Regions from separate parts of the Homo sapiens genome. Here region 1 is linked to region 2. Evidence: chromatin loops called from intact Hi-C (ENCODE). Cell type or tissue: breast epithelium. All regions are shown on one strand. Links, peaks and the distances in the headings refer to the core of each region. The heading gives the core; the rest is flanking DNA. Region 1 overlaps LINC01619 (long intergenic non-protein coding RNA 1619). Region 2 overlaps LINC01619 (long intergenic non-protein coding RNA 1619).

Evidence for each region. Hi-C counts contacts between places; a loop is a spot of excess contacts. Peaks named below come from ENCODE experiments on the same cell type or tissue, not always from the same donor. Only the 100,000 strongest peaks of a DNase experiment are listed, where the experiment ranks them.
Region 1: a loop joins it to region 2, with 21 times the contacts of the local background. A loop is called at or near these places in 4 of 110 quality-filtered maps.

Annotation. Positions count from the first base shown.
Region 1 is chr12:92,051,608-92,062,854 of GRCh38, forward strand. All of the region lies in intron 1 of LINC01619 (long intergenic non-protein coding RNA 1619), which reads right to left. Among named protein-coding and RNA genes, the nearest start is that of LINC01619, 86 kb to the right of the region's middle. In breast epithelium, for the core only: no CTCF peak of the experiment used is centred there; a DNase peak (open chromatin) is centred at 4,485.
Region 2 is chr12:91,998,324-92,009,570 of GRCh38, forward strand. The region is part of intron 1 of LINC01619 (long intergenic non-protein coding RNA 1619); the gene reads right to left. Among named protein-coding and RNA genes, the nearest start is that of LINC02404, 130 kb to the left of the region's middle. In breast epithelium, for the core only: no CTCF peak of the experiment used is centred there; no DNase peak of the experiment used is centred there.

The DNA of each region.
Region 1 (11,247 bases), core at 2,226-7,225, 52 kb after region 2:
TAAGCACAGGAAAGTGGGTGAGGTCACAAAGTGGATATTCTGAATTGTTTTTACAGGCTTTCAATAACCCAGAGACTTGTAGGTACAACTGCAAAAGAGATAAGTTGGCAGTAAACATGTTTCTGCAGTCATTTAGCCATTAATCATCCCCCTTACTATGTGCAGGATAGAACTCCTGATTTTCACATCCCTCCCGCCAACTCTTCCCCATCTCCAGAAAATCATCTGCCATCCACTCAAGCCCCCTGCAATGAGCCCTTCTTGATTCCTCTTTTCTCTCAGGTGCTGCATCTTCACATCCAATCCATAAGCATGTCCTTTGACTCTGCTCTGAAATAGGGCCTGATTTCTCATCATTTCCACTCTACTCCAAGCCACATCATTGCTTGTTTTGACTGCAGTGATACCTTCTTAACTGGCCCCCATCTTCTGCTCCTGCCCCCTACTATATCTTCTTACCACAGCCAGAATGCTCCTTTTAAAACATAAATGTAATCATATTACTTTCTTCTAATGGTTTCTAATCCCATTCAGAATAAACCATGGCCTACAAATCCTTTAGGATCTGGCAGCTTCCTTCCTTTCCAATCACATCTCCAACTCTTTTCTTTATCTGTTACCCTCTCCAGGCATGCCAAGCTCATCTTCAAGTCATTGCTCTATTGCCTCCCATCACTTGGAGTCTCTTCCTACTGATCTTTGCATGACTGTCTCTGTCTTGTCATATAGTCCTCAGTGTAAATATTGACCCCTCAGGCAGGCCATCCTTGAACATCCAATCTAAAGAAGCCATTCATTACAAAACTGTGAATCTACGTTGATGCCCTGTGTACACTTTTTATTTTTCGCATTTTTTTTTCTCAGTTACCTTCATGGTGTCATGATCGTGTTTTTGTTATTTTGTGGTTGTTGTTTGTTTTCTCCTGCTAGAACCTCCAACGAAAGCAGCACCCAGCCAGGCATGGTGGCTCACGCCTGTAACCTAGCACTTTGGGAGACCAAGTCAGGTGGATCGCTTGAGCTCAGAAGTTCAAGACCAGCCTGGGCAACATAGTGAAACCCCATCTCTACACAAAAATATGAAAATTAGCCATGCATGGTGGTGCACACCTCTAGTCTCAGCTACTCAAGAGTCTGAGGTGGGAGGATTGCTCGAGCCCAGGAGGTTGAGGCTGCAGTGAGCCGAGATTGTGCCACTGCACTCCAGTGTGGGTGACAAAGTGAGACCCTGTTTCCGAAAAAAAAAAGAAAGAAAGAAAAAAGTAGCACCGCAACTTGCCTCGATCATTACTATATATACACAGTGTGTAGAACAGTTCTTAATGAACGGTAAGCACTTTCTTCTACTTTGTAGAATAAATAAACGAATGGAGAAATGAACAAATGAGTGAATTCCTCCCTCTTTCTCACGTCTGTAATCTCTTCCTCTTCACTGTCTTCTTATTCACCCCCTCCCACCACCCAGCCTAAAACTTTGTTGAAATCTCTTACATCATTCAAAAATAAAAATTTTCTTTAATCATCTCTAAATTCTCTCCATCCTTTCTTCTCCCTTGTTTATATAAACTTTTCAAAAGCATACTCTACAATTAGAGTATGTTCTTCTCTAGCTTCTGACCCTCCACCCTGGGGAAACTGTTCCAGTTGAGGAAACAAAAGTCCTCTTAAATGCCAAATCAAATGGCCATTTTCAGCCCTTGCATTACTGTACCCCACTGTTGTATCAGATGGTGTCTCTTCTTCCTCCTATCTTGACCCCTTACCATTTCTTCTTCCTATTTGTACCTCTCTGACTATTCCCTCTCTGTTCTCTTCTTAAGGCAACAACCTTGACTTCGTCATACAATTTTCATGATTCCCCTTTCAGTCCTCTACCATTTATTCATTGTCCTATGGCTCGGGTCACTTTGAATCCATGGTTCATGGCCCTTCTGTCTTTACTCTCTCTTCCTACCTGATTTCATCCTCTCTTAGGACTTCAAATGTCCCCTAAAATCAGATTTTTTAAAAAGCTCTACCTCCAGTCTAGAACTCTTGCCCAAATCTGTATATACTCAGATATCCCATAATCACTTCAAACTCAGCATGTCCAACTCCGTAAAGTCTGAGTTAGTACCCCCATTTTATAATAAGAAAACTGAGACTTAGCAGTTAGACATTTCACCTAAGAGCACTTAACTGGGGAATGGTAAAGCTGGAATTTAAATACAATTCTCCCAGTCACCAAAGCCCATTTTGTTCCACCATGTTACCATGTCTTTGTGTTACAAGAGTAGAAAGTTGACAATAGCCAAAATATCTTTCTAGAGAGTAGTTACATGTATGATGAAATGCCAAAAGATGAAATTTTACACTGCTAATAGAAAGGATAATTTTGATGTATGTTTAATAGGAAAAATGCTCATGACATATATTGAAATTTTTTAAGTGAGACATAAAACTATGTATATTAAAATCCTAATCTGGTTCTTATGATTAGAATAAAGTCTGGAAAGAAAACAAAAAACACTTAATGTTATCATTATGTGATATCATAATTATAGTTTAAATAATTGCCTTTTTCCCTCTACCAGCTCATTTCTGCTCTCTACTAATGCCCCCAATTTCCTTTTAGAGAATCACTTCTTCCTCACTTATGGATCTTGATGATAATAATTGAGGTTCTTTGCTCCCCGTAAGGGAAGTTGAAAAGGATCTCTGGCAGTTCCTTAGCCAGATCTTTTTGCTTATTAGTGCAGTATAAGCCAAAGAGCTTGCTGCATCCTAACATGAGCTAATAAGACTTTTTAGCTGAGCTACACTGGGACACACACACAAAAATGATATATTTCATTCAATTCTATTGCACCTGAACTAGGCAGTCAAGTTTTTACTACATTGATGCCTAGAGCTGCCCTTCTTTTTGTCCTATTTCTAAACTGACTCTCCGGTCTCCTGCTCGTTCTGGATGGGAAACACTCTTACATCCTTTTAATATATTTTCTTTTTTGAGCTGGACACAGTGGCTCATGTCTGTAATCCTAACACTTTGGGAGGCTGAGGTGGGAGAATTGCTTGAGGCCAGGAGTTTGAGAACAGCCTGGTCAACATAGCGAGACTCCATCTCTACGAAAAAGATTTTTTTTTTTTAAATTAGCCGGGTGTGGTGGTACACACCTGTAGTCAGTCCTAGCTATTCATGAGGCAGAGATGGGAGGATAGCTTGTGACCAGGAGTTAAAGGTTATAGGGAGCTGTGACTGTGCCACTGCACTGGGTGACAGAGCAAGACCATTTATCTAAAAAGTAAATACATGAATTTTCTTTTTTGACTAAATTAGCTCTTAATTGGTTTCTGTTACTTATAGCCAAAGAACTCTGACTGATAGATGTCTTTATTTTCTATCTTTCTACATTAAACGTGTTTTGTCTTTATATTCAAAATAAATAAGGAAATGAAAAATTAAAGATCCAGTCCTAAAATAGTAAAATATATGGTCAGAAATGCATGTGACTATAAGAAACCTGGATTAGATGTGTAGCTTAATCTCTACTAATCCATGACTGTTTCTGGTAAGTCACCCCACTCTGTGTTGTCATTCCATACTAACAGCAGATCAATGGCATTACCTTCATATACAGACAGGAAATATTTTGATCTGTGTTTCTAATAAGTTTGTGGCCAACAAGACCCTATCAAAGCAAGGCGTGGCTTATACTGGAAAATAAATGCATTCATTTGGTCAAGTGATCCATTTGTTGAATGCTTTCTTCACTCCATTCAGTGGGTATACAAAAATAAATGGTACCCAGTTTCTGTTCCTGAGAAATTCCTCACCATATTTTGAAGCAAATGCACAGCAGATAAATTGCAAAAAGATGTGGTAAGTGCTATTACAGAGATATGAACATAAAGCAGAAAGGAAAGAACCGTCAGTTTAAAGATTCTAAATACAAGAAAGAAAATAACAAAAGCCTCAGCATTAACTGTTTTAACTAAAAAGTATGTTATAGCCAACAGTGAATATATGCTTATTTGCAAAAAGGAAGATCAAGCTGATGAGAAAGCATGCGAAGTTTGCTATTATCCTTTCAGTGGCAAAAGCATATTAAAGGCTATGATTTTCATTTCTTTTAAAAAGTGCATCTAATAAGTTAAAGATAAAACTTTAATTTTTAGTATTAAATCCCTTTAAAACATTGTAATGACCTTGCCATCAACCTATTTTAATAAAAGAAATTCACCATCAGCATCCCCTCCTACTCAACTTATTTAGTATTTATTTATTTCCAAAATCCAATCCCCATTTTCTCAGTACCCAGAGTACTGAAGTAATGAAGTCCCACTGAAGGACCCACCTAGATTCTGTCTCTTCACCAAGTGTAGGGTAAAATGGGTGGAGTTCTCCTAAACGTATCTTTACATCATTCTACGCCTATTATGGGTTTCTTTCTCACAAGACATGATCTGATACCTGCCTACACCAGAATATTGACAGAGGCGGTGACTCACTCTGCCACCACTTCCAGGTAACATGTTTACATTTAGACTGAAGCCTTCTACAGAAAATATCTTAACTGAAAGAAAGAATAATGACCCTGTTCGTGGAAGTTTTGAATATGATAGACCAAAAACAAAATAAAACATCAAAAAATCTAGACCCAGAGAGTCTAACTCAGTAATTCTGATGAGAGGTCTTAGAAAAATAAATCCATCTGTATAAAAATTTTTAATATTCTCCTTTCTTAGAAGATACTAATATTGGGAAAGAAGTTTGGATATTTAAGGAATGATTAAATAAATAAACATTTCATCTTACCCCGAAATAGCCAAATAAGCTCCAAGCAAAAATCTAGCCCAGGAACATACACACAGAGATGCTTCCGGGACAGGCCACATGTGAAGCTGTTTATGTCTTATGACCTCTACTTTCCCTGTCTCTGCCCTTCCAGGGTCAACTCCAATCCTCACAGGAGCAATTTAGAAATAATGACAGAGGATGAACTTTTTTTTTTCTGAACTAGTTTTTTTTGTTGTTGTTTATTTCTTAAAAAAAAAAGGGATACATGTGCAGAACTTGCAAGTTTGTTACACAGGTATACATGTGCCATAGTGGTTTGCTGCACCTATTGACCCGTCCTCTAAGTTCCCGCCCCTCATCCTTCATCCCTCAACAGACCCTGGTGTGTGTTGTTCCTTTCTCTGTGTCCATGTGTTCTCATCATTCAGCTCCCACTTATGAGTGAGAACATGCAGTATTTGGTTTTCTGTTCCTGTGTTGGTTTGCTGAGGTTGACGGCTTCCAGCTTCATCCATGTCCTGCAAAGAACATGATCTCATTCCTTTTTATGGCTGCATAGTATTCCATGGTGTACATGAACCACATTTTCTTTATCCAGTCTGTCATTGATGGGCATTTTGGTGGGTTCCATGTCTTTGCTATTTTAAATAGTGCTGCAATAAACATATGTGTGCATGTGTCTTTACAGTAGAATGATTTATATTCTTTTGGGTATAAACCCAGTAATGGGATTGCTGGGTCAAATGGTATTTCTGGTTCTAGATCCTTGAGAAATCGCCATACTGTCTTCCACAATGGTTGAATTAATTTACATTCCCACAAACAGTGTAAAGTGTTCCTATTTCTCCACAGCCTTGCCAACATCTATTGTTTCCTGACTTCTTAAAAATCACCATTCTAACTTGCAATCAGATGGTGTCTCATTGTGGTTTTGATTTGGATTTCAAAATGATCAGTGATGTCGAGCTTTTTCTCATATGTTTGTTGGCCGTGTAAATGTCTTCTTATGAGAAGTGTCTGTTAATATCCTTTGCCCACTTTTACATGGGGTGGCTGGCCATATTACCTGAAGTAATTTATAGATTCAATGCTATTCTCATCAAACTACCACTGACATTCTTCACAGAATTAGAAAAAAACTATTTTAAATTTCATATGGAATTAGAGAAGATCCCACATAGCCAAGACAATCCTAAGCAAAAAAACAAAGCTGGAGGCATCATGCTACCTTACTTCAAACTATACTACAAGGCTACAGTAACCAAAACAGCATGGTACTGGTACCAAAACAGACATATAGACCAATGGAGCAGAACAGAGACCTCAGAAATAACACCAAACATCTGCAACCATCTGATCTTCAACAAACCTGACAAAAACAAGCAATGGGGAAATGGTCTCCTATTCAGTAAATAGTGCTGGGAAAACTGGCTAGTCACATGCAAAAAATTGAAACTGGACCCCTTCCTTATACCTTACACAAAAATTAATTCAAGATGGATTAAAGATTGGATGTAAAACCCAAAACTATAAAAACTCTAGAAGAAAACCTAGGCAATACCATTCAGGACATAGGCATGGGCAAAGACTTCATGACAAGAACGCCAAAAGCAATTGCAACGAAAGCCAAAACTGAAAAACGGGATCTAATTAAACTAAAGAGCTTCTGCACAGCAAAAGAAATTATCATCAGAGTGAACGGGCAACCTACAGAATGGGAGGAAATTTTTGCAATCTATCCATCTGACAAAGGGCTAATATCCAGAATTTATAAGGAACTTAAACATATTTACAAGAGGATGAGCTTTGGAATCAAACAGACCTGCGTTAATAAGTAGACTCTGACACTTATTAATAATATGATCTTGAGCAAGTTACTAAATCTCTCTGAACCTTAGTCTTTTCATCTGGAAAATGAAAAATTAATTTATTTCTTGCAGGTCTCTATGAAATTTAAGTGATTCTATATAAGCACCTCATCTGACACATAGAATATGTTCAATTCAGTGGCTATTAGTACACAAGGAGTCATGCTTTTGCTGGCAGTAACAATACACCCAACCTTGCCCTTCCCTAAAAATGACATACAGTTCAAAAAGATTCCTTCTTTTCCTTTCCAAATCCCATAAATAACAAACAATCAAACATGTCTATGCCTTATTTGATAATGTCTGTAAACCAGCCAATCCAAACCTGAAAATGCCAGCTGATGGCTTTGCATTACAAAGTACCTCTGCTGAAATGAAGATGCTTGGAGAGCTGAGACTTGAATTTAAAAGAGTGTCAGTTGTGTCCCACTGTTCTATCACGTGAGGTATTCCAGAATAACTGGTGTCTACAGAATTATTCATACAAGGTGTCAGTGGGCTCATAGGCTTCAAAGGAAGGTCAAAAAGAACTGGCCTCCAGTCTCAGCACATGAACCCTTGGCCACTCTGTGTGGGCCCAGGAGAGTGGAGGTATAGGTGTGTGAGAGAGCCTAAGGAGGATTATCATTTCCTGTTTCTATATTCATACTGTGTTCAGGCAGGAACTCTAAGTACATTTCTTACCCATCAGCATTTTCAGAATTAGAAAATGAGAGGGCTGAGAAGGAAGTTAGAAACCATCAGTGTATGTAGCATTTCTCAAGGTGTGTGGACTCTGCCTCCCATCTATGGAATCCCTAAAGATGGGGTCAGTAATCTTTTTTTTTTTTTTGAGACGGAGCCTCACTTTGTCACCCAGGCTGGAGTTCAGTGGCATGATCTCGGCTCACTGCAACCTTCACCTCCTGGATTCAAGTGATCCTACTGCCTCAGCCTCCCTAGTAGCTGGGATTACAGGTGTGTGCCACCATGCCTGGCTTATATTTGTATGTTTAGCAGATAACGGGATTTCACCATGTTGGCCAGGCAGGTCTCGAATTACTGACCTCAAGTGATCCACCCACCTCAGCCTCCCAAAGTGCTGGGACTACAGGCGTGAGCCACCGTGCCTGGCTGTAACCTGCATTTTTTTAAACAAGCATCCCAGGAGATTCTAAAGCATGTTTAAGATTGAAAACCACTGAGCCAACCCAAATGTTCCCATTTCAAAGTGAGGGCATTAAAGCCTGAAGAAAATGAATGGTTTGTATAAAGCAGTATCTTAACCTCAGTGCTATTGATAGTTTGGTGGTGTATAACCCTTCAAGGTGGGGAGCCGTCCTGTGTACTGTAGGATGTTTAGCAGCATCCCTGGCTTCTACCAAGTGGATGACACTAGCAGCCCTTCTGGTGTGACAACCTAGTGTTTTCAGAAATGGCCAAGGCAAAATCGCCCCGGGTGAGAATCACTGTCTAAAGTCACAGGGATCATCAGGAGTGGAGACAGACCAGCGTACAGTGTCCTGATTCACAGCTCAGCCATATCCCTGCATCTGCTGGCTCCTCTTCTCTTGCAGTGGGAAGCAAAATGAGAGGGAGGGGGTCCCAGGCCATAAAGGTCACTGGGTGAGAACATGGAAGTCAGAGCAAGTAACAGTGCTGCTTTTTGTGGGGGGGGGGCGACCTGGAACATTCCACCTGGCTTTTTCGATGACTTGTGCTTTTAGTCATGCCTACTTCTATTTGTTCCCCTGTTTAAACCTTGATCTTCCAGGAGAACTGGCAGGATTTGAATTGCCAACATCTTGGAAATCCATGCAGAAAGACGCCATATAAAATGTCTTTTAAACTGAGATTGAGTTAAAGGTTCTGCTGTGTAGAAACCAAGAGTGTCATATTCTAAATTTAGTGCCATGCCGGAAGAGGAGGGTAGTGAAGAGCAATGCAAAAGGAATCAGGAAATGTGGTTTCTGGTCCCAGCTCTTTCCAAACTTTAGCAAATCATTTCAGCTTTCTGGTCTACAGCAGTTTCTCATCAAATGGAGGGATTAAAGTAGGCCCCTGTATCTGTGCCTGGAATCATTCTGTGTCCTCCACCCAAGAGGCACTTAACACTGTCATCAAAAATCCAAACTCTACCTTTCTTCCAAAATCTAACTCTGGTTGTGTTTCCTCAATTTTCTTTGGTGATTATGATAATGATGTTGTGGTTGCATAGGAGAAAGTCATTGTTCATTAAAAAAACAATGCACTCTGAAGTAATTAGAAACAAAGTGTAATGATATCTGCAACTTACTCCCAAATGGTACCAAAAATTATAAAATTTGTATCTTATATATACAAATATATATATATTTATATAGTGAGAGGGAGCACAAATATACCAAGAGATTACTAAATGCTGAATCTCATTGAAGGGTATATGGGTGTTCATTTTATGATTTGTTTTCATTTTTCTGTATGTTTTAAATTTTTCAAAGTCAAACGTTGAAGAGAAAAACAGCTCCAATTTTGTCTCCTCCAGAAAGCCTTTCCTGAATTAGCTGAAATAATTCCTCTGGATTCCCATGGCATTTATGTACTCTGTGTTTATCACTTTCTACTTTGTATTATAGTTATTGAAATATTCACATGGCAGGTCATAAAATAGCTAAGGCAATACTCAACTATGCAGAGAACACTTGTTCTAAATCTGTTCTTTCTTTAGTCTACAACTTCTGTGTTCCTCCTCACAAGACCTGCTACCAACAGGAAAAAATATCCAAATAAATTTTAGTCCAATCTTGTAATCTCAAATTGATCACATAATTTAGTTACTTTAGTAACTGAGACACATTTGGATAAAGGCCAGGCCCTACCTGTTCCTACTCCCATTTTTATCCATAGGATGGCAGCTGGGTGCAAAAGAGAAACTGATGTGTTGGGAGATGTCATGGGAAGGGGCCCCCAAGATCAACTTATGAAACTGGCTATTAATAGTATATCCATTGTGCAGACTTTAACTCTACACCCAGCAACAAGGTCCCTGAGGGACATCTTGGTGTTACAAGAAGTAGAAGGAGGAAGTTTTATTTCTGTGTCCTCTGGAGGGCCTGGACAGTACTTTATACCTATAGGTTCTTGATAAATATCAGCATCCACTGTCTTTTTGGTCTGTTTCTCTGATCTCCACAATGTTCCTTCTGCTCACATCACTTACCAAAATGTCATCATAAGTAATAAATAATAAGTTGATATTGGTAAAAAAAAAACTAATTTTCTGAGTGCCTGCTATGTGCCAGGCTCTATGCCAGGCTTTTCACATGTAATATTTAATTCCCACAATAAGTAGATGAGTTAGTACTATAATTAATTTATAATAAGGACAAACGTTGGTCTCTGCATTGATGGATTGTTGAATTAGGCTTCCTTCGCACACTTGGCAGGCTGTATTTGAAACTCCCATTTTCCATGACCCCCAATTTACTTGTACAACCATATCTTTTCTCCAGCCATACTGTTTCACTTTTGTCTCCTATAAATGCTATGTTTTCTGACCACCTGTATTAGTCCATTTTCACGCTGCTGATAAAGACATACCCGAGACTGGGCAATTTACAAAGTAAAGAGGTTTAAAGTACTTACTGTGTCACATGTCTGGGAAGGCTTCACAATCATGGTGGAAGGTGAAAGGCACAGCTCACATGGCAGCAGACAAAGTAAGAGAGGTTGTGCAGGGAAACTCCCTTTTATAAAATCATCAGATCTCATGAGACTTATCACTATCACGAGAACAGCACAGGAAAGACCTGCCCCCATGATTAAATTACCTCCCACTGGGTACCTCCCACAACACATGGGAATTCAAGATGAGATTTGGGTGGTGACACAGCCAAACCATATCACCACCCTACCTTTTTAAGTCACCTTTTGCATTCCCTTCAGCCTCCTTTATACTCCTTCAAAATCCATCTTTTAAGAGCAAACTTCCCTTCATTCAATCAACACACTCTTATTGAACACCTACTTTGTGCTTGCTACCCATTGTCCTAGGTCCTAGAAAGACAATGCTAAGAAAAAGAAATGCAGGCCCAATCTCTGCCCTGGTGGACTTTACAGTGTCTAGTGATTAAGTTTCAGTCTTGTCCCAGTTACTTTACTCTAACAAGAAAACAATCTCCCTGCTTGCACCTCCTTTCAAATACTCATATCTGTTTCACCCATTGGACACTTATTAGGTACAGCTATGTAGAATTCGTCATCCTATTCAGGGATTCTTTATTAAGGGTAACAATAATAATAATATCAGTAACTTCCATTAATTGAATGTCTACCCTATGCCAGGCACTCTACATATACTGTCTCTCGTCCTCACAATGACATTGCCTTGAAAGAGGTAATTTTTCTCTTTTTACTAATGAAGCACTTGCAGCTCAGAGATGATAAGTAATCTGCCCAAGGCCACATAATTAGTAAATGACATTATCAGTGCAAGAACCCAGGTCCCCTGGCTCTGAAGGCTCTCTCCACAACACAGCAAGCTGTCAGACGTCTTTGTTGCATCATGCATTGAGGTAGTGAATAGTCCGTAAACAGTGAGGAAGGGTAATGTGAGGAAAAGAACATGGTTTTGGAAAAAAA
Region 2 (11,247 bases), core at 3,668-8,667:
ATTTTAAAAATCAACCACAAAAAAAGTTGGCTTTTCAAAAACGTAAACAAAAGTCTCCCATCAACAACAACAACAAAAACTCCAGGACTAGATGACTCCACTGCTGAATTCTACCAAAGTTTTACAGAAGAAGTAATACCAATTCTCTCAAAAAAAACTGATGCAAAGGGAGTTCTTTCTTACTCATTTCATGAGACCAGCACAACCCTAATACCAAAACCAGACAGGAACACATACACAAAATGAAAATTACGAGCCAATATCCCTGATGAACAGAGACATAAAAATCTTCAACAAAATACTGGTAAACAGAATCCAACAACAGATCAAAAAGATAATATACCATGATCAAATGGGATTAATCCCAGGAATGCAAGAATGGTTCAACATATGCAAATTAACAAAAGTGATACATCCTATCAACAGAATGAAGGACAAAAACCATATGATCATTGCAATAGATGCAGAAAAAACATTTGAAAAAACTCAACACCCCTTCATATAAAAATTCTCAATAATTAAGTATAGAAGGAAGGTACCGCCAAACAATAAAGACCACATGTGACAGACTCACGGCTAACATCATATTGAATGGGGAATAGCTGAAAGTAAGAACTGGAACAGGACAAGGAGGCCCATTTTCACTACTGTTTTGTGATATGGTACTGGAAATCCTAGTCAGAATAATTAGGGAAGAGAAAGAAATAAGGGGAATCCAAATTAGAAAGAAGGAATTCAAATTGTCCCTGTTTTCACAGGACATGATCTTATATATAGAAAAACCTAGACTCCACCAAAAAACTCTTAGAACTGATAAACAAATTCAGTAAAGTTACAGGATACAAAATCAATATGTGAAAATCAGTAGCATTTCTATACACCAGCAATGAATTAGAAATCAAGAGGCCGGGCGCGGTGGCTCACGCCTGTAATCCCAGCACTTTGGGAGGCCGAGGCGGGCGGATCACGAGGTCAGGAGATCGAGACCATCCTGGCTAACACGGTGAAACCCCGTCTCTACTAAAAATACAAAAAATTAGCTGGGCGAGGTGGCGGGCGCCTGTAGTCCCAGCTACTCGGGAGGCTGAGGCAGGAGAATAGCGTGAACCCCAGGGGGCGGAGCCTGCAGTGAGCAGAGATTGCGCCACTGCACTCCAGCCTGGGCGACAGCGAGACTCCGTCTCAAAAAAAAAAAAAAAAAAAAAAGAAATCAAGAAGGCAATCCCATCTACAATAGCTACAAAATAAAATAAAATACTTATGAATAAATTTAACCAAGGAGGTGAAAATTCTCTACAAGGAAAACTGCAACACACTAATGAAAGAAATTGAAGAGAATACAAACAAATTGAAAAACATCCCACGCTCACAGATCAGAAGAATTAATATTGTTGAAATGACCAAACTACCCAAAACAATCTACATATTTAACACAATTCCTATCAAAATACCAATAACATTCTTCATGAAAATAGAAAAGCCATTCCCAAATATTGTATGGAACCACGCAAGACCTCAACCAAAACAATCCTGAGGAAAAAAAGAAAAAAAAAAAAAAGCTGGAGACATTACACTACCAGGCTTTAAAATATACAATATATTACAAAGCTGTAGTAACTAAAACAACATGGTAATCACATACATAGACCAGTGGAGCAGATTAGAGAACTCCAAAATTAATCCATATATCTACAGTCAACATATAACATCATATTGCATCAGATTCCTGACATATGCAACATATAACATCAGATTCCTGACAAAGGTGTCAAGGACATACATTGGGGAAAGGACAGTCACTTCCACAAATGGTGATGGGAAAACCAGGTACCCATATAGAAGATAATGAAATTAGACCCCCACATATCATCCTATACAAAAAACAACTCAAAATGGATCAAAGACCTAAATGTAAGACCTGAAATTATAAAACTACTAGAAGAAGACATAGGAGAAACACTTCAAGACATTGTTCTGGGAAAATAATTTTGGTTTTTTTTTTGGTAGAGATGAGGTTTCACCATGTTGCCCAAGCTGGCCTCAAACTCCTGGGCTCAAGTGCTGGGATTACGGACATGAACCACTGTGCCCAGCCTGGAAAAGATTTTATAAATAAGACCTCAAAAGCACACACAACAAAAGCAAAAACAAAATGGGATTATAACTAAAAAGCTTCTGAATAGCAAAGTAAATAATCAATAGAGTGAAAAGATAACCCACAGAATAGTAGAAAATATTTGCAAACTACTCATCCAAAGGGTATTAATATCTAGAATACACAAGGATCTCAAACATCTCAACAGCAAAATAAAAAATCTGATTTTAAAATGGACAAATGCTCTGAACAGACATTTCTCAAAAGAAGACAAACAAATGGCCAAAAAATACATGAAAAGATGCCCAACATCACTAACCACTAGGGAAATGCAAATCAAAACCACAATGACGTATCATCTCACCCCAATTAAGACGGCTATTATCAAAAAGACAAAAAATAACAAATGCTGGTGAAGCTGCAAAACCAAGGAAACTCTTACACACTGTTGGTGGGAATGTAAACTAGTATAGCCACTATAGAGAAATGCATGAAATTTCCTGAAAAGTCTACAAATAGAACTATCATTTGATCCAGCTATCCCCCTACTGGGCAATTATCCAAAGGAAAGAAAATCAGTGTATCAAAGAGACATCTGCACCCCCAGCAGCACCATTCTCAATAGCTAAGATTTGGAATCAATTTAAGTGTCTAACAACAGATGAACGGATGAAGAGAATGTGGTAGGCTGGGCTCAGTGGCTCAAGCCTATAATCCTAACACTTTGGAAGACCGAGGTGGAAGGATTACATGAGGCTAGGATTTCAAAACTAGCCTAGGCAGCATAGAAAGACCCCATCTGTACAGATGGAAAAAAAAATTAGCCACTCATGATGGTCCAGCGTACTGTAGTCCCAGCTACTCAAGAGGCTGAGGAAGGAGGATTGCTTGAATCCAGAAGTTGGAGGCTTCAGAAAGCCATGATCATACCACTGCACTCCAGCCTTGGTAATAGGGAAAGACCTTGTCTCAAAAAGTAAAAGAAAAGAAAGGAAATATGGTATATATACATAATGGAATACTATTCAGCCTTTAAAAAGAATGAACTCTTTTTATTCATGGCAACATGGATGAAACTGGAAGACATTATTTTAAATTAAATTAGCCAGGAACAGAAAGTTAAACACCACATGTGGAAGCTAAAAAAAAAAGTTGATCTCATAGAAGTAAAAAGTAGAATAGAGGATGATGATAGAGGCTGGGAAGAGAAAGGGGAAGAAGGAGGATAGGGAGAAATTTGTTAAAAGACAGTACAGCTAAGTAGACAGAATAAGTTCTAGTGTTCTGTGGCACTGTAGGATGCCAATTGCCAATAATAACATATTACATAGTTTTAAATACCTAGAAGAAAGGCATTGAAGGTTTCCAGTGAAATGAAATGATAAATGTTTGAGATGATGAACATGCTAATTACCCCTGATAGGATCACTATGCATTACACGTATCACAGCACCACTATGTACCCCATACATTATTATGTGTCAGTTTTTAAAATGTTTAAATAAAAAGTAAAAATAAGTAAAAGATAATGGGGGGAGTAGATGGTGATTGACAAAATTGACCCTGAATTAGTGAAATAAGCATGGAAGTTCATTATTTCATCTTCTCTTATATATATTTGAAATCTTTTCCAATAAAAGTTTATATATAACTTGGCAATTAACTTACCAAAGCCTGTTTTCTTATTTATTAAACAGAAATAACAATATCTACAGCAGAGATAATATCTCCTTATAGATTTTTCTGAAATTTTAAGTAGTATATTTAAATCACATGGCACACAGTGGCTGTTAGATAATTTGTGGGGACTCAGTTTGACCCACTTATTGCTGAATTGGCTGGTCTGAAGTTAGGGAGTTTTTGCGCTATTCCTACAGCATAGCAATGCTGGGAGGGTGAGCAAGGGACAAGAAAAACCTATGTCCACATGAGTCACCCTTTCAGGCACCACAAAGATGCTGGTGGGAGATTTTGGCTTTTTTGTTTTTGTTTTTTTTTAAAAGTTCAATCTTCAAATGAGTTACTATTTTTGGATTTGTGAGCCCTGGAATATGCTGGTGCTGGTAGACACACTGGGTTGGCTAAGTGTTTATTCAGTCCCAGGCAACTCCAGGTGCAGGTAGAGAAGGTGCAAATATATCTTATCTTCCAAAGCCATTTACTCAGGCTCCCCCCTCACTTCCACAGGCAGTTTTCTTTTATGAAATACCAAAAATATCAGATTATCTTCAAAACTAAATAATTCTAAACCTCCCAGTTTCCCCAACTCATTCCAATTCTCCCTGATTATTTTCTTTTTGCTTTGCATTCCTGTACTACTTAGCCTTACCCTTGTTCGCAAAAGACCAAAGTGTAAAGCAAAAAAATTAAACAGTGAAGTACAGAGGCACCAAGGCCGGAAAAGATTAGATTGCTCAGAGGCACAGTCTGCTTTCAGAGATGATAAGCCCTGAGTAGTTCTTCTGGTTAGTTTTTCAATGGCTGAATTTTTTTGGCTCTCTGGATACTGCTGGAGACTTCAGTTTGTTAAGAGCTAACCCTGGACTCTCTCCCGTTCCTGCCTGCATGTCAATTCATCTTATTTCTAATAAAGCCAATTCTTATTTTTCTAACTTGTTTCCAATTCTCAAATGTAGCTCCAAAGAAAACAGAAAGTAATTAAAATGTCAACACTTCCCTGAAAAAGAACATAAACTCTCTTTGGATTTTCTTCCCATTGGAAATGTTACTTTTCTCCAAGGTGCCTGGGCCCCATGTGTGGCAACCAGCTGTCACCCACAGCAGACCCATCAGGCAATGCACATAAATCCCCTCTGTTCATTACTCTCGTTTGCATTTCTTCTTCTTCCTTACCATTTTCCAAATGGAGAGATCCTATAAATGAAGTACTTATGCCTGTCTCTTATAATGGACTAATATCTACGCCAATGTAATATATCCAAATTGTATGCAATATGAAATAAGCTCCAGCAGCAATAAGCTATTTAATCTAATGTGGAAAAAGCAATGTGGAGCCTAACAGCTTATTATTTAGTGCAGTGCAATAAATTAACTAAGCACCATTTTGCATAATAAGAGCTGATTATTCCTTTTACCTTCATTTGGATTGGTTTGGATGGGTTATGACTGTCTTCAGAGTTAATCGGGTTTATGTGAAACAACTTCTTTTTTAAATGTATTCCATTAAAGAATGAAATAAGGAAGAGCAAACATGTGCCATTATTTTGCGATTGGTGTTTTTGAGGTTAGTCTTTTAGAAGAAAATTCCCCATTAACAGGCAAACGTTGTGACCATTGTCCCAGAACTCTTTAATTGGAAAGAAGCCAATATTTGTCTCCCTTCTCACCCTTTTTCTACTTTTCCCTGTAGATTCCTGCCATTCCCTTGACTCGATTTTTCAAAGCACTTTTAGTAAAACACTTGGTTTCTTCTTTCCAGTATCTCTCCAACCCTGGCCTCTCTCATCCCCACACCCAATTACTTAGCACTTTGAGGTACATATCAGACTGATCAGCACCACTGGTCAGTAAGTGCAGCCGTTCTATCTAGTGTTACAGCCAGACCTCCCACCAAAGGTCTCCAAAATGCATCAATAAGTATCAAAACACATGTCAACAACAATGGCTGCAGCAAATCATCATAACTAGCATTTTAGAGAGCTGAACATGATGCTAGCACCTTAAAGAGGCATCTTATAGTAACCCCATAAGGTAGATATCATCATCATCATCCCTATTTTACAAGTGGAAATTGTGTCTGATCAAGATTAAATATGAGGGCTTGATTCTGAATAACATCAAAATCTTTGTAACATGTTATATTATCTGCTGGGGGGTAAAAAATAAAACATGTTAGCGAAAAAGTCTCTCTCTGTTTCTGCATTACTGTCCAGGGAAAAGCAATTCAAAGTGGGTGTCCTATCTGCAGTGAGGCCAAACCTTCAAAATCACTTAGATGAGGTTATTTTTACAGTACTTAGGATACATGTGGGGTCTGCCACCTCTGCCCTTTATAGAGATTTGCATTCCTTTTCTGGATTAATAAACTGCTTGAGGTTAGGACGTGTATTTTCTACACAATAGGACATCAGTGTGGTATAACGTCTGAGTCAGAAAATCCTAGGTTTTTGGGTTTTCTTGTTTGTTTGTTTGCTTGCTTGCTTTAGAGACAGGGTCTCACTCTGTCCCCCAGGCTGGAGTGCAGTGGCACAATCAGTTCACTGCAGCTTTGACACCCTAGGCTCAAGTAATCCTCCCACCTCAGTCTCCTGAGTAGCTGGGACTACATGGATGCACCACTGCACACAGCTAATTTTCTAATTTTTTTGTAGAGTCAAGATCTAACTATGTTGCCCAGGCTGGTCTCAAAGAAAATCCCACTTCTGGGATCAAGTGATCCACCCTCCTCAGCCTCCCAAATTCCTGAGATTACAGGCATGAGCCACTGCACCTGACTGAAAACCCCAGGTTTTAATTTTGGCTCTATTTACCAGTAACTATAGCAAGCTCTAGTCTGCTTAAAATAAAAGTAGGTAAATATACCTCATAGAGCTGTTAAAGACAGTAAATGAAATAACATAAACACATAGCACAGGTGATAAAATCAATAAATTCTAGTTCTCTCTCTCTCTCCATACTCATTCCACCTCTAATATCTAAGCATCAGTTTTCTACACATGGAAATATTCCATGGAAGTGTCAAGGACAGTAAAGTGTGAATGAAAGCCTGACTGAAACTCTTTCCTTGCATTATTTTCTCTTAACGATAATTCATTGCCACATATTTACCCGTCTCACCAAAATGATATTTTTAAAAAGTGATTTTAATTCTACAACTTTTAATTCTACAACAATTCATAAAGTGAGTAAAGGTAACTGTCATTCTTATCTAATAGCCCTTTTCTTCTAAATTCTCCTTCTCTATTGCTTCATTTCTCTTCTCCAAGTTGTGGCAGTAAGCACCACTGATTATCTAAGGAAGCTTTGAATCAAGGTCAAGGACATCTAATTTTAAATTTTATCTCCTCACTCTTCTGACATGAAACTTTCCTTTCACTTTAGGAGGAAAAAAAAGAGCTAAGAAGAATAGCAAAAGACAAACCTGAAGTCTTTCAAAACTTTAAGGAGAAATTCAAGAAGAAGCCAAATTGTGATGTCATCCACACACATGAAAAATTATATGGCAAATTTTACTTAACATTATAAATGGCTTCAAGTTTTAAAGATGCATGAGGGGAAACATTATTCTTTGGACATATTTACACATTGTTGGGTTCTAAATGAAATGGTTCATAACAAAAAAATTATGGACAAGCCGGGCGCGGTGGCTCATGCCTGTAATCCCAGCACTTTGGGAGGCCGAGGCGGGCAGATCACAAGGTCAGGAGATCGAGACCATCCTGGCTAAAACGGTGAAACCCCGTCTCTACTAAAACTACAAAAAATTAGCCGGGCATGGTGGCGGGTGCCTGTGGTCCCAGCTACTTGGGAGGCTGAGGCAGGAGAATGGCGTGAACCCGGGAGGCAGAGCTTGCAGTGAGCCAAGATCGTGCCTCTACACTCCAGCCTGGGTGACAGAGCAAGACTCCGTCTCAGAAAAAAAAAAAAAATTATGGACAGTTTTCTTCAATGAATGACAAGTTGTTTCATCTTTGGTTTATGACATCTTTTCCTTTAGAGAACTCGAACTGTTTAATATTTTTTTGAGTTAAAAGAAGAACATTATTTGATGGAATTCGAGTTGATAAAATGACAGCTCAGAGAGATTAAGTAAAATATACAGAGCCACACAGCAAATTATTGTCCAATATTTTAAAATTTTGAATTGAGAGAGTGGGAAAGCTTTAAAAAGAAAAAAAAAGACAATATGCTGGGTAGAGCAGCTTACTTGAGAATTAAAATTTTGTTCTTGAGTCTCCCTCTCAATGCCCTAAGGGAATGCACAACTTAATTGAATGTGGGAGGCAGTGGGGGAATATATGAGATGAAACTTTGCCTAGAAATCTGGGAAGGGGAAGAAAAGTGATGCTTAAGGTTGAGCCTTCCAGAATGAATTGGACTTCCCAAGATCAACATTGTGAAGTAAGAGTGATGGGTTGGGGAGGAGAAGGCATTCCAGGCAAATGGCAGGCTGTGCTTGGCATGAAAACATGGGTGTAAACCTTTTATGTTGTGAACAATGAAGGGGCTAGAAGCTAGATCATGATTAGGTTTGCCTTTTGGAAGGATGAACATGACAAAAATAAAGGGTAGAGCTAAAATTGGGACCAAAGAGAACAGCTAAGGAGCTCTTATCGTTGTCAAGGGTGTTGGCGGGGGTGGGGGGGTCCGCTCTGTAACACTTATTTGAGTTGAGCAAGGTGGATCACCCATCAAAGCTGGTCCTCATGCTGCACATCCTACTCTTCTCACATATAAATCACATTGCATCTCAGCAAATTACAAATAATGTCATGTATCTCTGGGATGGCTCTAAAATGACTAATTTGTTCAAGCCATTGTTGAAAAGAAAGAAAGCCGAGGACAGGATCCTGGAGGACGCAGGTCAATAAATTGCTGAAAGAGCAGAGAAATCCATGAAGGCTCCCTGGAGGAAGAAGGAAATCCCAGAGAGCTAAAAGGTGTCAGGCACCAGAGAAGTCGATCAGACTCAGGGAAAGGAAGAGCATGGGAGGAGGCCAAGTAGAAAGGGCAGACCTACAGAACAAAGCCTGTAAAAGCAGAGTTTCAGGGTCATTGGTGGCTCCTGACAGAACAATTTGTATGGAATAAGAGTACAGTGATCCTATATTACAAGTAAATTGGGTCAGGGGTAGAAATGGCTGGTATGGAGCATTTTTTTTTTTTTTTTTTTTTTTTTTTTGGAGATGGAGTTTCATTCTTGTGGCCCAGGCTGGAGTGCAATGGCGTGATCTCGGCTCACCGCAACCTCCGCCTTCCAGGTTTAAGCAATTCTTCTGCCTCAGCCTCTCGAGTAGCTAGGATTACAGGCATGCGCCACCACACCCAGGTAATTTTTTGTATTTTTAGTAGAGATGGGGTTTCTCCATGTTGGTCCAGCTGGTCTCAAACTCCCGACCTCAGGTGATCTGCCCGCCTCAGCCTCCCAAAGTGCTGGGATTACAGGCGTGAGCCACTGCGCCTGGCCTGGAGCATCTTTTTAAGAAGTTTAGCTATGACAGGAAGGAAAGAGAGTGGCTATAGCCAGAGGGGCATGCGGAATGAAGGTGGGAACTTTTTTCATTTCTTTTTTTAAATGGTAGAGAGATTTGGGCATATTTAACGATAGTAATGAAGATAGAAAAAGAATATAACCTGGGAATACTAAGACCAGCAGAAACACAGATGTAAGAAATGAATGCTTTGGGTGGGGAGGGATACGGTTATCTGTGAGTTAAGAAAGGAGAATTTCATCAAAAGGAAGAAAGACAACCCTGGTTTCTGATGATCATATATAAAATGGCACAGTGGAAAGAACACTTTAGACTAGGAGTCTCCAGCCTTCAGTCCCAGTCCATGGCCTGTTAGGAACCAGGTCACACAGCAGGAGGTGAGCAGCAGGTGAGCACAGGAAGCTCTGTCTGTATTTACAGCTGCTTGCAATTGCCACATTACCGCCTGAGCTCCTCCTGTCAGTTCAGTGGCAGCATTAGATTCCAATAGGAGTGTGAACCCTATTGTGAGCTGCGCGTGCGAGGGGTCTAGGCTGCGCGCTCCTTGTGAGACGCACTCCTTATAAGAATCTAACGCCTGATGATCTGTCATTGTTTCCCATCACCTCCAGATGGAACCGTCTAGTTGCAGGAAAGCAAGATGTCAGGGCTCCCACTGATTCTACATTATGGTGAGTTGTATAATTATTAATATTTCATTATATATTACAATGTAATAATAATAGAAATAAAGTGCACAATAAATGTAATGTAATGTGCTTGAATCATCCCAAAACCATCTCCCACCCCGGTCCATGGAAAAACTATCTCCCATGAAACGGGTCCCTGGTGCCAAAAAGGTTGGGGGCTGCTGCTTTAGACCCTAAAAAGTCACTTACATTCAAAGTCAAATCCCAGCCTTATCTCTAACTAGCAGCGTCCCCTTTGACCAACACTTGACCTCTCTAAAACTCAGATTTTTCATCCACAAATAGTGATAAATACACCTACCTTAATGAATGAGGGGAGGATTTCAATTTCGATGATTCCCTGCTGACATCTCCTATTCTCTTCTCAGCTTGACTTTTCCCCCTAGCACCTATAACTTTCTAACATACTCAGTATTTTAGTGATTTATCTCGGTTATTATCTCTCTCTCCTAACAGAATGCAAACCAAACAAGAGTAAGAATGTTTTCCTATTTTGTTCACTGCTATATCCTCAGCGTTACAGTGCCTAGCACCTGGTAGGTTATCAATTTAAAAAAAAGTGAAATAAATAATGATTAGGATACTACAGAGCAGTTTCTCAACTTTGACACCACTGACATTTGGAGCCAGATAATTAATTTGCTTGAGGGGGTAGGGGCTGTCCTGTACCCCGTGAGATGTTTAGCAACATCCCTGGCCTCTAACCACTAGAGGCCAATGGCACCCCACCCCCAGCTGTGATGAGCAAAATTGTGCGCAGACGTTGCCAAACGTTCATGGAGGGGCAAAATCATTCAGACTTGAGAGCCTCTGCAACAGGGTAAGTACTAAAGATGGTAGCTTTTAATATTATTTTAATAGGGGAAGAAATGCAAAATCAAAGTAACATTTGATCATCAAATTCTCCCACAACCTGCTTAATTTGAGGTGGAGAAAAATACTGCTGCTGTGATGGTGTTGGCTTCACAGTAAACTGACATTTTACTTATTATTTTACCAAGAAACATGTTTAGAAGAAAACAGCTCTGTAAATCAAAAAAGTGTCTCCTAAGCTTCTTGTGTGTTAGTCGAATGTGAGAGATTTTCTTTTTTGTCACCTCTCTGAACAAACAATAATAGCAAAAGTAATCATTCCTATCCATACAGTCTTATAACATCAAAGCTAATAATGTATGGTAGATAATTCATGGGCCAACACTTTAAAAATACTAACATCTTAGCATCTATATTCTAATTAATGAAGGATTATAAGGTGCCAGAAGACACAGCTGCAGTTTTCATTTTTAGGATT